2 separate regions of the Mus musculus genome follow, and region 1 is linked to region 2. Evidence: chromatin loops called from intact Hi-C (ENCODE). Cell type or tissue: heart. All regions are shown on one strand.

Region 1 (8,000 bases), 1.0 Mb after region 2:
ACAGTTCCCAGAATGCCTTTCAGAGATCCCTTTGAATTACTGTAATGAAACACTGAGCTAATGCTGCAGGATTTAATTAAACTATTTAGTAAATGGCTCAGGTTAAGGCAGTGGTTCCTGCACCCTTGACTATAAAGGCTGAGTCCTACAAATGCCCACATATACATTTCCATGCTATCTCTTTAGAGGCTTCAGAACTATTTTCTTACACCTAGGCTAGCTTTTATTCCATTTAGAATAATTACCTCCCATCCCATTTCTGACGTTCAAGAAAAACAAGACACTTAATTGACCACAGAGGCTCTCAAGGGCACAGACTTCAGAGGCTCTGCTGGGCTCTCAGCTTCAGCTGATGTAATCTGCTATGAGAAGCTGGGTTCTATTTTTAAATCCTACCCTCTTACTCTACCTTCAAAGGGCACATATATCACACACTAACCTCACTCATAAAATACCGCGTGGTACTAGGGTGAACCATGATGTGAGGAGGAGCCTCCTACAGTACAGGGACAAGCAGCCCCACCTACATAAATCCACCCTTGGGTTCCTACGAGGTAGCCTGGAGAGCTGCTCCATGTGGCCCTGACTCTCCATATATCTCTTTTCTCCGAGTCATTTTGACAAGGAGCAGATGACTAGCAGGGCTCTTGCAGAGGGCTAGGAGCAAGCTTTGGTCTCTGTGTCCTCAGTTCTCTGACAGGAACACTTAGTCACAACTCCTAATGTTGATGTGCGGAGCCATCTCTAGCCCCTGGGCTTCAGAGAGTGCCAGATCATTTGCTTTGTTTTATGTGAAACTTTCACTCACCAGCTCTGTCTTGCGCACTCGTGACTGTGCTGTATAAAAGGTTTCAAGACATTTGAGAAATGCTAGGGGGGGAAATTAACCCAATGTTGGAGGTGAAAATTCCCTTCCAATTTGACTTTCATTTATGTTTATTCTGGCTTTGTAATCAAAGTGACGCTTTACTGAGTCTACCAGAGGTCAGACTGTGTTTCTCTCTGGTCTTCATCCTGCCAGGACCCAGGTGTGCCATATTTTATTTGGTTTCTACTCTTCTGCTCCCTGTTCTAACATGACATCTGACTGAGTTGTGAACACAAATTTTGTAACACCCATCCCTTTCTCAACACTTTTTCCACTCCCTCCTTACAGATTTGTGTGTGTGTGTGTGTGTGTGTGTGTGTGTGTGTGTGTGTGTGTGTATTTTGTACTTTCAAATGGAGTCAGACAGGTCTAAGAATCCCACCATATATCACTCACAGATCCTAGAAGGCCTAGAATATGTTTGCGTGTGCGCGCGTACACGCATTCGCGCATGTGCATGTGTGTCTGTGTATCTATATCTCTTTCTCTAGTCTTGCTTGTCTCTCAGGCCATGTTGCTTAGGCACCTATGTCTCTACATTTACATCACTTGATGCTGCTTCTAGGAGTTCTATTGCTTCTACCTCGGGCCTTTGCCCACATTGACTCCTCAGCTAACCACTGCTGTTTCCCACCCCTCTGTCCAGGTCCTTTCTATTTGTCTTGGTTTCTTTTCTGTTGACAAAAGCAACTGTATGGCGGATGGGTTTCTTTTAGCTTATTGTTCAAGGCACAGCCTATCATAAAAGCAAATCAAGGCGGCAGGAGCTTGAAGTAGCTGGTCATATTGCTCTCACAGGCAGAAGAAAATCGTCTGCTCTCTCAACTCTCCCTCTTTTCTTCATTCACTCCAGGACCCAAGCCATGAAATGGTTCAGTCTACAATTAAGATGGGTCTCCCCACATCAATGAATGTAATTAAGATAACACTATCTTGTCAGGCTCAGCCCAGAGACCAGCTCCTAGGTGATTCTAGACGTCAAGTTGACAAACAAGAACTACCATACTATTGTTCATTCTTTGTTATTGTTGGGGGGAGGGGTGCTGCCTCATCTGGGATGCCCTGTCTAGATTTTTTATTTGTAGTACTATTTCAACTCAGATGACCATTCAACACACTGCCTCCTGTTTACTTGTCTCATGCCCAAATGATCACACGAGACAGGAGCTACACTCCTCTGTGGTAGCTGGCATGTAACTGGGCTTCAATATCATTTGTTGACTATGCAAATGAATGAATGGACACATTCTGAAAATTCCAAATAGGGGGTCATAACCATGAAAGTAAAAATTAGAACTTTGTCTCCTCTAGAATACGTGAAGTCCTGGCTTTATCAGCTGCACTGGGGAGGAGGAGGTAAAGCTGAGGAGACAATGCCTTACAGACACACCTTGAGTCTTTGAGGCCAGTGACTTAGGTAACACACTCCTGGGAGATAAACAGAGACTCTATTTAAGATGGGATCTCACCTGCACAGGACTCTAAAGCTAACGTAGAGTTAATTTGCAAATACACTGTAGCAGAACCGAAAACTTGCATTTTAGAGCATTCCAGAGACAGCAGCAAACCACACAGTCCTGCTTTTTGTTTTTACCTGAGCAATCACATATGCTGATTTCCAAGGCACCAGGAGGTCACCTACATGCAATGGGGATGGTAAGTGATCTAAGGAGAGGTCCTCTGGCCCCTTAGACTCTGCCTGGAAGACTTGCCATGTAAGTGCCAACTTGGGGCTGGGCACAGGACTGACTCTGGGGTTAGGCTCTGGAGAGAACCAATGCAGTCTCCTGTTCTCCTCGAGTCAAGAATAACCAAAAATTACGCTTGAAGATCACTCTTCTCTCAAAAATATTCTATCCCCAAGTCCAAGTTCACCACATCCAGCTATTAAATTGAATCCAGCACACACAGGATTAGGGGGGGCAGGCACAGCTTCAGCTACTACTTCGCAGTAAAGGATTCAAAATAAAAACCAAACCTACCCATATTTTCCAGGATGGAGATTGATGGCATTAAACGATGGCAAATGTTTCTATGTTCAAACCAAATGACGAAGAACTTGGTTTCTGTTTCAGTCTTAAACAGCTAGCAACCACCTCCCACCAAACAAAACCAGATAAACACAAACACCCACAAAATTCTTTGGCCTTCCAGAATAACTGTTTTCTTGTCCTGGCACACTGGAGGGACCCAGAAACTCTGCACTGAACAAAGGGCTTGCAAGCAGGTGTTACTATGAAACTGCCTGTGCCACTTCTAGGTATACTGTTTGACTTCCTTTGTCTCTTGGTGGGGAAATTGTATCTATTTTCAAAGATTCTGGCTTCCATTTCCTTGTTCGACCTCAGGTTAGCTACCTACCATGGGTCTTTCTACAAAAGAAAAAAAAATGTGTGTTGATTATGGTAAACATTAAGGCTGCACGTCATCAGCAATGTGCTCTGGAGTCAGTTTTTTTTTTTTCTCTCATTCTTTCTTTTTCCTAATACCAATTCCACCCCCATTATCCTCAATCCCCAAATAAAATACTAATGACAAAATAAATGACTGGCCTAATTACGAAGTCAGAAAACTTGCAAAACAGCCTGGGGTCACCAGCATCTAGTTACCGAACCAAAAACATTTGATTTGTTTACTACCATGACGTCTGATATTTTTTTTCTCTTTCAAAGGATGAATGAGTTCCATTTACATCTTCTTCGAAGATGAGATAAACTTCACAGTCTCACCTCTGCCTGGGCAGCCAGCCTGCCTTTCAGAGAAGGCTTATGCTGACATGTTAAAAAAAAAAAAAAAAAAAAAAAAGGAGAGAAAATGAGGCTGGTTCCCTTCACAGGGAGGGAGTCTGAACTACAAACCAAGAAAAACTTCCAGAGGAATTTCTGTTGCTCTAGTACCTAGGTCAAGAAGCAGTGACCACTGTCTTGAACAAGAGAAGCTCTTTTGGTCTGTTCCTTGACTCCCGGCTCAACCTTCTACATACCAGCCAGGGTTCCAGGTTCATAGTTCCAAAGTGATGTCCCTAAAAAGGAGTCTAAGCCTTTTAAACAACATTTCTAATTATGAATGGATCAGTTGAAGTGACTAAGGGAGTTGACACAATATTATGCCAAGCCCAACATTTGGCCCCTTTTTTTCTTTTATGCCCTAAAACACACTCAGTTGCCCAAACAAAGAACTACCAAGATTGTACAAACCACTACAGAATCAGGCCACATGTTCACATGTTCAGTGTACGGCTGCCACCCAGTGGTAGGTTGGATTCCTGTGGACAAAAGGCTCCGACTGGCTACATTAACACAATGTAATTTTTCTTCTTATTTTTTTCTTTTTTAAGGAACCGAAGATTATTATTCCTCAGGAAAATTAAACAGAATATTCATTTTCTTTTGCTCTAATGTTGCTCAGAGAAATTTCTGAAGGGATCAATAGCAGGGAGAGTCAATACCATTCTAGCTAACCACACAACTATATCCCAGAGCCTCTGAATATGTCATAAAAGAACTGTTATTGTTTTGCTGGTTTCAACATGAATCATCAATTAGAAAGACTTGTTAAACAGCCTAGTTTCACTTTCTAGATGTATGTGCTCTGGATTTTTAGTTATGCATGAAGAGACATCTACAAGTGACAACCTTATAAAAAAAAGTGCACATTATATGAAAATCTGACTTCAATTAAAACCAGCTACAAAATCCCAGCAATTTCCAGCTGTCTCCTCTCTTATCCTTAGAGAATTATATATCACATTAATTGCTATTCTGTCACATTTTTAAAAAAATGTCAGCAATGGTTAATTGTATCCTTGGTGCTTTTGAGTTATGTCTGTTTTACCAGAGGGATTCAAATCACACTTGGTTGCCTTCTAGCAAGGTGGCCATTTTGACAACCCTCAAAAAACTTCTTACCTTCCTGAACTTCTCCATTTGCTTGTAGAGGTCTGGATCAAGTTCCTGAGACACATCCTTCATCCACAACAACGCTCCTCTGTATTCTGTCCTGTACTGCTCCATGCGGTTCACTGTCAGCCAGGTATCAGAGATGGCCCGATGTCTAAAAGTTTCTACTTCTTGGTGAAATCGACACAAAGGGTTTCTCAAGGCCAACCTGTACAAGAGGGCATAGATATAATCATAAAACAAAGGAAAAGAACAGTTCCAAATTCTGATATTCTGCACGCATCATAAACCCATGAACTTAGACCACTGTCTAAAACGCACATGTCTTGTCAGGAGACAGATACTAATCAAAATGTGAGTGAAGGTGGGATCAACCAGAGATTGCCCACATTCTGATCCTTTCATTTTCAGTGAACTGGACCATTGGGAAGCACTCCATTTGTGTTGCTGGGCGGCCTCAGGCCTGGACAGTATTTATTTGAAGTTGCAACAAGCCCGTGTCAGTGAAGGATAGTCACAGCGTGGCCATTCCTGTTTCCATTCCTGGCTACTCCGTCTCTTCTGTTGCTGAATTTTGGGCCCTGTGTGGAGGGTGGAATGGGATAGGCATGACTTGGGTATCCTTGACCTGGCCACCTTTATTACACCTCAATCAAAACCTACAGTTTGTTCTAGTGGAAACAAGACTAAGGCTTGGACTTTTTCTTAAGTGAGTTGGGAAAGAAGAAAGCCACAGTTACTGAGGGTCTACAGTGTGTGTCAGTTTTTTCAGATAGGCTATATGATTCCATTGTCACAAATACAGGAAACCAGGGCTGGTGGTATCCAGCTTAATCCAGGCAGAGGACAGGCGTGTTAGAAGTTCAAGGTTGTCCTCAGCAGACCTGCCTACCTGAGATCCTGGCTTAAAAGAAAGAGAGGGAAAGAGAGAAAAGAAGAGAGGGAGGGAGGGAGGAAGAGAGGGTCAGAGCTTCATCTCCGTGGTTCAGGATTTGCCTGGCACTGGCAAAGACCTGGGTTCCTTCTCAAGCATTGCCAGTAAACAAAGAGCACGCCAAAATGAATGTATACTGTACAAGTGTAAAATTATCATGACAGTAACTGTTGGCCATAAAAACTGCCATTTATATATACATACATATATATATAAAGGAAAGCATACCATAACTTTAGGTAAAATATTTATTTGGGTTACAAAAGACTGCTTCTTCCATATTTGAAACCAGTGAAGCAATGTCAGATGACTTACATTTTGAAAACATTCTTTTTTCAAGCACTTGGTTTTATTTTGAGTTATCTCTGTTGTGGTGTGTGTCTGTGTGTGAATGTGGTGTGTGTCTGTGTGTGAATGTGGTGTGTGTCTGTGTGTGAATGTGGTGTGTGTCTGTGTGTGAATGTAGTTGTGTGTCTGTGTGTGAATGTAGGTGTGTGTCTGTGTGTGAATGTAGGTGTGTGTCTGTGTGTGAATGTGGTGTGTGTCTGTGTGTGAATGTAGGTGTGTGTCTGTGTGTGAATGTGGTGTGTGTCTGTGTGTGAATGTAGGCGCTCTTGGAGGCAAAAGATGTCAGGTTCCCTGAACTTGGAGATTTGGGTGGTTGTGAGCCACCTGGTGGTAAGAATCAAACTTGGGGACTTAGCAGGAACAATACACACTCTTAGCCACTAAACGGTCACGCCAGTCACATAAAACATATTCTCTATGAAGTTTCAGAACAAAGGTGAAAACATTAAACACAAGATAAATTATTTCGGATCCCATCTGCATGCAACATTACTGAGCCAAAGGGAACAGCGGTATTGGTAAGGTAAGCTGAAGTGAGATTCTGGTAGCTGCATTTGTGTCTCCAATGCCTTATAGGTCTGCAGTACTCTGAAATTATAAATGCTATAATAAATCTTAAGAAAAAGAAATATCTTTTCCTGTTTTGCCCAGGTTTCCTGTCACCTACAGGTATTGTTTTAAATGTAGATCACATCTATGATAGCAGCTAGTCCACACTGTCCTACCTAGATGTTAGAAGTCTTCTCAAAAAGTCATGTCTCTGTACCTTGAAATAAGTTTGGTTTTCATTTAATATGTGCTTTACATCCAGCATAACATGTGGCAGATGCAAAGCATCACCAGTGTGAAGGTTTATAGCATGGCGGATGTCTATGAAGGTTTATAGCATGGCGGACGTCTATTTGAAGATAAACAGTCCTCAGATGGCTCCCAGGGGATGCTGCTCACATTCTGACTCCTTTTCTCTTCCTTTAGATTTTGTCCACTTTCCTACATTTGCTGATGATGAATACTGTGAATAAACTACTCTCAACCCCTTGGAATGCAGGGCATTATGCAGATACCTTAAAATTACAATAACACGGCGTTTGAAAATTTAAAAAGGCACATACAAAACCTCATCTCTGCCACCACCCCATATAAATCAGAATGGCGACAGGCCATTCACTGGAGTCTAAGGGGTCTACATCAAAGAAAGCCATTCCTCCTAACTGGAAATATCATCCTTCAATGCAGGCTTGAATCTCCTTTCACTTATGAAAATCTACCCAGTGGGAATAGTTAACAAAATAACTAAAGGGCTACACCAAGATATTTATTCTTAGTAGGGAAAGTTAAATATTAGAGGGCCTAGATTCAAGTGGTTAAAAGTGAGTACTACTCTTGCAGAAGACCTGAACACACACACACACACACACACACACACACACACACACACACCACCCTTAAAACAAAAAATCAAGGAGGCTCAGGTTGAGTATATCAGAGCATTGCCCAGGTAATAGGATCCTGTATCTACACAATGAAAATCTAAAAGATTACCATTATTTAATAAAACATCAATTTGTTAAGTTATTACCATACACTGTTACATACAAAATCTATCTGCTGTGGTGCTGTTTGTGCTAAAAACATATTCAGCAGGACTGGAAATTTGGCTTACCAGTTAAGAGCAAATACAGCTCACAGAAGACCAAGTTCAGTTCTTAGGCCCCATGTCAGTGGCTCACAACTACCTGTAACTCCAGCTGCCCCTGGCCTGAACTCTCCCCTGGCCTCTGTAATCACCTGTCTGTGCACATACATACATAGGCACACACACACACACACACATACAGTTAAAATAAATCTTAAAAAAAAAACATTCTGGAATACTCTAAACCATGTTCACTCAACTAAGACTTCACATTCAGAGTGATTTTATGGGGTTTTCCTGCCTCCTTCACATTGA
Region 2 (8,000 bases):
ACCTTACTTAATAGTAGAAAGTCCCCCACAAAATCACTTAGAATAACAGCTGAGTCACTCTCATATACAGGAATTTACCATTGTTTTTGAAGTACATCGGGCTGTGGTTTAAGGAGGAACTAGAGTATTGCATTATTCATGAGAAGCTTAGCTAGAGCTGAACTCTCTAATTAGAACTATGGCTTAGGCATGAAAGCCCTTGCCCAGGGAGTGTAAAGACCTCACACCTGGCTTCTAAGAATATAGCTGACCTTAGATACAGACTTTGTCTCAGTTGTTATATTGCCTAGTTCCTGCTAGACTTTATGTATGCATTTCTCTGTTTTGTATAAGAGTCATTAAGCATTCAGTAACCTCAATGTACCTTGGTTGATGTGTTACCTAACTTCCTTATTTTCTTCTTTATTAAAAAATCTGATGCTCGCTTTGAGAAATTACATCCAGATACAGTACTCTCTCTGGTGTGTGTGTCTGTCATCTCCTGACTTCTTGCCCACCTGATTACTGAAATCCTGATTCCCTGCGGGTAGAAGGGCCGACTGAGTCCAGTCAGTGGCAACTTTTGATCATGGTGTTTTGTAGGAGCAATAGTAACCCAAACAAAGACAGTACCTGAGGAACAAACATTGCACCCAAAGCCCCACCCAAGAACCAAGTTGTAGATCACAATGAGCCCTTAAAGAACGCTAGCCATTAACCAATACTCAAAACAAAGCAAAGACAGTCTGTGGGGTAGCCAACATCAAGCCTATTTTCTGTGGGTCATGCAGTCAGAGGTTAGGTCTTTTGGAGGACAGAAGTGGAGTTGACAGCAAGGTCAAGATTTACAAAGAATTCCAAGTGTGATCTAAGACAGCTTCCTTAAAGTAGAAAGGAAGGGTTATGGTTGGGCAAGGCTCATGAGGGAGAGGCAGGATTGGTGGAAACACCACAGTGAGGGGTTGAGGCAAGAGATTAAAATGATCTTAGATGCAATTTGCCTTTAGATGTTTTCTAAAGATGAGCTGTGCTACTTTCCTATGGTTGCTGTGTCAGCACAGCACAAACTGTGACTTACACGCAGAAAGAAAAGAAAACGATTAAACTTATTGGATCAGAGCTCCTAATATTGAGGAATCAGTAGGATTCCGTTGCTTTGGAGGCCGGAGAGAAAATGCTATTTCTTTGTATGCCCCAGCTTCTAGAGACGACCCATATCCCAGACTCACAGCCAATTCCTAATTCACCTTCAGCTTCTGTTTCTGTCATCCTTGTCCTCAAAGGCTTCTGCTTTCTGCTCACAGTGACTCTAAGAATCGCCTGGGGCCCACCCACACAGTTCTGAGATAGTATCTCCATTTCAAGATCTTTAACGTACGTATATCAATCTAATCAAGGTCCCTTTTGCTGTAAAAGCCAGGACACTCACTGTGCAGAGGAAGAGTACAAAGTACTTAACCTGACACTTTAGCATGAGGTTTAGTTTGAACAGAAAGCCACTAAAATGAGGGAACAGGAGGAAAACGCTCTGTACACACACACACTCACACACTCACACATACACAGATACACACACACATACACACCCTGTGCCACACAGCGGATTATAAATTTCTCTTTTCCAGGTGCCCCGTATGCATACACATTTCTTTTTTTTTTTTTTTTAACACTCTTTTTTCCCCGAGACAGGGTTTCTCTGTATATCTCCGGCTGTCCTGGAACTCATTTTGTAGACCAGGCTGGCCTCGAACTCAGAAATCCTCCTGCCTCTGCCTCCCAAGTGCTGGGATTAAAGGCATGCACCACCACTGCCCGGCTTGCATACACATTTCTAATATCAAGAACTGGATACAATGCTACCACCAAAGATACCAAAGAAGCTACTAAGGGTGATCTGTGGCAGGCCAGGAAGGCTGGGAAGATCTGAGGAAAGGGAAGGAACCCTGCATTCAGGATCTGATTGAAGCCTGTCTCTCCTACCAAACAGCAAGAATTCTAGTACAGTTCCCAACTGCTTAAGACCTTTCTCCTTTCACACAGCTGTAGACCTGAAGTTTCTAGAAAGTTTTCTCTTGTCCCCATTTACAGAGGACAGAGACTAACCCCTCAGGTGATTCTGGTGGCTTCCTGCTTTTCCTTTATCAGATTGCAATTCCATCTGAATCACCTCTGAGCTTCCAGCTACCACAGATCTCTCACAGAAAGGGGAAGAGGGGGAGGAGTGGGTTCACATTGTAACTGGAGAGCCACCATAATGCTGTACGTGGCCAATGCTTACTGTTCCAGGAGGAGGCCTACTGCACTTGGCTCAGTCCTGTATCATAATACCTTTAATAAAATGTCCTTCCCTGTTCCCGAGAGTCCTAAAATGACATACACTGTTGAATCTTGGTTTGACTTGGGTTGAAGCCCGTAAATGTCTAGGGGAACCCTTCGGGCTGATGAGAGTGGCAGTGTGAGTCTGGGTGTCTGTCCTATCACTGTTGACATAATGTAAAGCTTTGTTTTCTATGGTTTCCATTATCTAACCTCTCCACACGCTATCTTTGGAAACCTACAGTACTTTCTGTCATCTTCTCTTGCTGCTTTGAGGGAGAACTCCTGGAAAGAAGCGGTCTGCAGAGACTGACTGACTAATGTCAGTCCTGTGGGGGTGGGGGTGGGGGTGGGGTGGGGGTGGGGGTGGGAATGTTACAGGTCCAACGGCTACTTAGTTTATCTTAGGCTTGCTTTAGTCACAACTCCTAACAGCCATTCCTTGCTCACCTGTGTCAGAACTAACATCCTGTGACTAACGGATGAAAACCTTGGGAATCTATTAACTGAGTAGGCCCCTAGCTTGCACCAACTCCAAGGCTAAGAATGTCATCCGACAGCGTCTGAAGACGTACAGAAAGGACGACCTCCAAGCTTGCTGTAACCGCCTCTCTAAAGTACCCCTCCATGTGTTTCCAACTCGCCTTGATTTATGACTTTGTTCTGTAAATCTATAAATGTTCATGAATCTGCTTCCACTTTGAAGCAAGTAGTTTGGGGTGGCTTAAATCTGAATTCCTAGCCTTGGTCACTCAAAATGGCCCCAGAGTAAACCATCTTAGCCCCTTAAAGATGAAAGCTGTGGCTGTGGCACCAGCAGTTATGGTGCCACGGCATTCTAACAATGCCCCACTTTTCACTGGAGGAATTACCCGATTGGAAGCCAGCTGTGTGCATGGACCCACTGAGGCCAGGCTATTTGGTGTTATTTCCTCAGGCAGATTGTTGGTGTGATTTTTCTCCTGGGGCTCTGGTTGGGCTTCTAGTTTGGTTGGCAGTACATTTTCCCCAAATTACAAATTATAAATGTGACACAAACCAAATTCTTATATTCTACTTTTTTAAACCGTTAGACAAGTGTTTCCTATCGAAATTTACGTCCCTCAAGTCAGAATGCCTTGCATGAGACTGTGCAATAAAATCACTGCCCACCAGGTGGCAGTCATGGTACAGTAGCTCTCAAAGACTGGCGTTGATTGGGGAGTTGCTCAACGTTTAAACAGAGTTGCCATCTGACCCAGTAATTCCATTCTTAGATTTATACGCAGGAAAGTGTAAAACACATGTCTATACAAAAACTTGTACATGAACGCTTGTGACTATTAACGGTAGTCAAAATGTAAAGTACCCAGTGTCCAGACACTAAGAAGGCCATAAACAAAATATGGTATATACAAAGGGAAGGGTGTTACTCAGCCACAAAAATGAACAAAGTGCAGATTCATGCTGCAGCATACATGAACAATGAAAACATTATACTAGGCAGGAGCCAGACAGAAGAGGTTCAGGTTGTGTTAGTCTATCTATATGAACTCTGTTCGCAAAGTAACAGAGACAGAAAGCTGGCTAATGAGTGCGGAAAGCTGGGCAGAAAGCATAGGAAATGACTTTCTTCTTCAGGTGATGAACAATATCATAAAGTTAGTTGTTAACACCTTTGGGAAGATGCTAAACCTACTACACTGTACAGTTTAAACAGCAAATATTATGTGTGAAGGATGGCATAGGAAACACAAGACTTAACAAAACAGTCATAAAGCCACTGTTGCAATGGGGTTGGAGTGGGGGTGTCCATTAAAATTAAGAAAATGCCACCACCAACGTGTCTCAATAGCACAAAATGTGTGGGGAATACTATTTTGAGCATTAGCGAGTCACTATATGACATAGACACATAATGCCTATACTGTCTGGTTTTATGTGTCATCACATGTCAGAGTCACCAGAGAGAAAGGAGCCTCAGTTGAGGAAATGCCTCATGATATCTAGCTGTAAGGCATTTTCTCAATTAGTGATCAGTGGGGGAGGGCCCCATCGTGGATGATGTTATCCCTGGGCTAGTGGTCCTTGATTTTATTAGAGAGCAGGCTGAGCAAGTCATGAGTAGCAGGCCAGTAAGCAGAACCTCTACGGCCTCTGCATCAGTCCCTGCCTCCAGGTTCCAGCCTGGCTAAGTTCCTGTCCTGACTTCCTCCAATGAAGGACAATGTGTAAGCCGAATAAGCCCTTTTCATCCCAACTTGGTTTTTGGTTATGGTGTCTTCATTGCAGCAATTCAAGCCCTAACCAAAACAATGACCAAAGGTTATAAGTTACAGTTGGCTTCTACTTCATTTCCAGAGCACAGCTAAGCAAGAGATGGTCCATAAGTCAAATCACAAATTACCCAGAAATTAAGAATTTACATTTTAAGGGTTGAAAGTAGCAAGAGAATTGTATGAAAGTCAAATTTTAGGATCTACAAATAAAAGTTTATTGGAACACAGCTGTGCCCATTTTGTGTGAGAATGACAGGTATTCTAGTTTGTTTCTCTGTTGCCATGGTAAAATACCAAAATAGCTTGTGGGGGTGGCTATTTGGCTCACAGGTTACAGTTCATCTTTGAGGGAAGCCGGGGAAGAAACTTAAAGGAGACACCATGGAAAAATCCTGCTCGATACCTCGTTTACTTGGCTTGCCCAGTTACCTTCCTTTAATCCCAGCACTTGGGAAGCAGAGGCAGACAGATTTCTGAGTTCCAGGCCAGCCTGATCTATAGAGTGAGTTCCAAGACAGCCAAGGCTACACAGAGAAACCCCGTCTCGAAAAAACAAAAACAAAAAAAGAATACTTGTGAAAAATACCAGTGCACCTCACTGTGTTTGCGTCTTTCCTGCTTCCTTTGAACAAATAAGCCAAATCATCCACACTATGCTAACATTTGCCTTCCTGCTCAATTAAGATTCTATTGTTTCTGTGTTTCTTACTGATTTAAATGAGCACAAAGGCCTGGGGTGGGTGCCCTTCCAGCTGTTTGCTCATATCATATCTGTTTCCTCCTCTTCTTCTTCCTCCTCCTCCTCTTCCTTTTCTGCCCTCTAACTGAGATCCTCCTGCCTCTACCTCCCAAGTACCGGGATCCAAGGTGTATACCACTACACCCAGCTATATAGTTTTTCTTCAGCCTGGGTTAACAGACAGTGTTTATTCTTCTCTTTCATATCCTTCAGACCTTTGAGTATGCAAAAGTCTGACCCTGAACTATGACTCTTGGAACCTGAGCTGTCTCAGAAGGACCTGAGGGCCTTTAGCCCTAGCTTCCCAGTAAGGCTGCTTCCTTACCATGACCTCTTGTTTATCCCTTCCTGTTTGGCTTTTCCTATGAATGCCAGTGTTTCCTAAAATCCTCAGATACGTTGTTTTAGATTCTGTGTCTCAATCCCCATTTATGGGGACAGCCTAAACTAAACTAAAACACCAAAACTCAAATCACAACCTCTGTAGATATTTAAGTTTAATCAGCTTGTATGAAATGTGTTTATAGGAACATATGAAGTCTCCAGAAATGGCAGCTTTCCCAGCAAGCGTCTAGATAAACTATTCTAGATGCTAGAAATGAATTTGTTCTCCTCCCCACAGAGGTCAGGGAGAAATGCCTGCAATGGGATTCAAAGTAAATTTCTCCTTCTATTTCCTGTAGGGTAATGGTCTCCTGCTAACTGAAGTTCTTACTCTATTGCCTTAGATTTAGATGCACCTCCTTATACATAAACTTATTGGATATTGTCTGAGTGTGTGCCACACTTTAATGTTTATATTAAATACACCTTAAATGTATATGCATTGGGTATGGTTCATATATAAAATATGTATGTAGAGAATCCCACTCACTATTACCCATTTCTATTCCTTCCTCCACAAAAGTCAGTCAAAAGGAAGATGCAACCTCTTTCATCCTTTATTCTGCTCTGGTCTCAATCTCTAACACATCTTCTAATCATGGGGATGCCTGTGGCCATGTTGTCTCTGGCATTCTTCCACATCTAGCCAGGACATCTCTTGATCACTGTGCCTCCTGATAGCATCATTTGCCTCCTGTCTGACCCTCTGCTACTGGACATTCCCTGCACCACCCAGGTCTCCACAACGAAGCTAAAGTCATCCTCCTGCAAATCCACTCAACTGAATTCTGCCTTCTTGCTGGGAAACCTCTTCTGACTTCATTTGCCTACAGAATAAATCTCTGTCTTCTTGATATTAAACTCTTAAGCCCTTAACAAATGGCCTAGCTTCCTTTACAGTTAGCTATGTCTCTCACATGAGTGAATATTTTCAGATAGCTATCCATCTGCTGTGATAAAGGAAACATAAGCTCATTTCAATGCTTTACTACATTCGTGCTGGCTTAATTCAAATATTTTCCAATTATTGAAATACATTAAAAAGCATAGCTTTTATCACGTGGACTGAAAATTCTTAGTGTTAAAAAATATTCACATGCTGAACTGTAATGGCACACACATTTTATCTCAGAACTTGGGAGACAGAAGTAGGTGGATTTCTAAGAGTTTGAGATAAGCCTGGTTTACAGAGTAAGTTCTAGAAAAGTCAGGGCTACACAAAGAAACCCTGTCATGAAACACACATATTCTCATGTTTTATACCATAATACTATTTTTTTTTATTGTGGAAGAAGCACTTAATGAGATCTACCTTCTTAACAGGCTTAAAGTTTATAATACAGCATTGTTATCAACAGGAGCAACATTGTCTAGCAAGGCTCTAGGATTTATGGATGTTGTATAACTCATTTTATATCCACTGAGTTATCATTTCTCATTGTCCCCTGTCCTCAACCCTAACACCCATCATTTTGTCCTTTGCTTCTCTGAGTTCAGATCTCCTGGGTCTCCTGTAAGTGCGACTGTGCAGTGTTTCTTCTTCAGTAGCTGCTCTGTATCATTTAGCATAACATCTCTATATACTTAAAAAGTTTCTTCCAATGTTAGTACTAAAGTTACTAAGTAACTTTTTAAGTACAGACATTCCAAGGACATTCCAAGGCTTTGAGAGTGATATGATAGAAGATAGTTTGATTTTATATTAGAGTGAGCATGTATGTCTACAGTATGTGCGGGCAGTAGAGACTAGCCCATGGTTTATATAAATAGATAAAATGTTATATTTTTCTCAAAAATTCAAGTAACACTACTCTTGTTTCTTTGGTAGGCTTCAGTAGGGAGCTGACGTCACATCACTGTAATACTATAGAATTTAGTCACATCAACTATAATGCAATGGAATCCACAGTATATAGTTTAGATTTTCACAACATCTCAGATTAATGACCAAGGACAGAAAAGGCTGTAGCATTTGTGAAGCTTCTGGTCTTTCTGAAACATCTGTAATTTCATCCTGCGTTGGACAATTTCACACTCTAGGATCAGAATGTGATGATTGGAGAGACTGACTGGATTGGGATCAAACTTTAGAAATACTCTGGGAAATTCTGTGACACTAACCAAGTCATTTCTCTAAGATTTGGTTTCTTGTAATCTGAATAATAGATTTATTTGCAGTGTGATGACTTTGGATGAAAATAAATTGTTCTTGCATTGCTGCATTTTCTTGTTACCACTATTGTTAGAAGTAGCATGCCCCAGAAACTCCTTATATGTTTAAGGCATCAAACTCTGTCCAGAAGGAACCTTCAAGCTTCCTGGCC

The links. A loop is a pair of places that touch in the nucleus more often than their neighbours do. Peaks named below come from ENCODE experiments on the same cell type or tissue, not always from the same donor. Only the 100,000 strongest peaks of a DNase experiment are listed, where the experiment ranks them.
Region 1: a loop joins it to region 2, with 4 times the contacts of the local background. A loop is called at or near these places in 14 of 42 quality-filtered maps.

The regions. Positions count from the first base shown.
Region 1 is chr6:8,732,241-8,740,240 of GRCm38, forward strand. Ica1 (islet cell autoantigen 1) reads right to left here. Exons shown (of 14, transcript NM_010492.3): 6 at 4,777-4,975. Among named protein-coding and RNA genes, the nearest start is that of Ica1, 42 kb to the right of the region's middle. In heart, CTCF peaks have their summits at 4,121 (motif pointing left) and 6,396 (motif pointing left); no DNase peak of the experiment used is centred here; H3K27ac peaks cover 1,712 bases.
Region 2 is chr6:7,729,798-7,737,797 of GRCm38, forward strand. No RefSeq gene overlaps it. Among named protein-coding and RNA genes, the nearest start is that of Gm46950, 9.5 kb to the left of the region's middle. In heart, a CTCF peak has its summit at 3,449 (motif pointing right); a DNase peak (open chromatin) is centred at 3,454.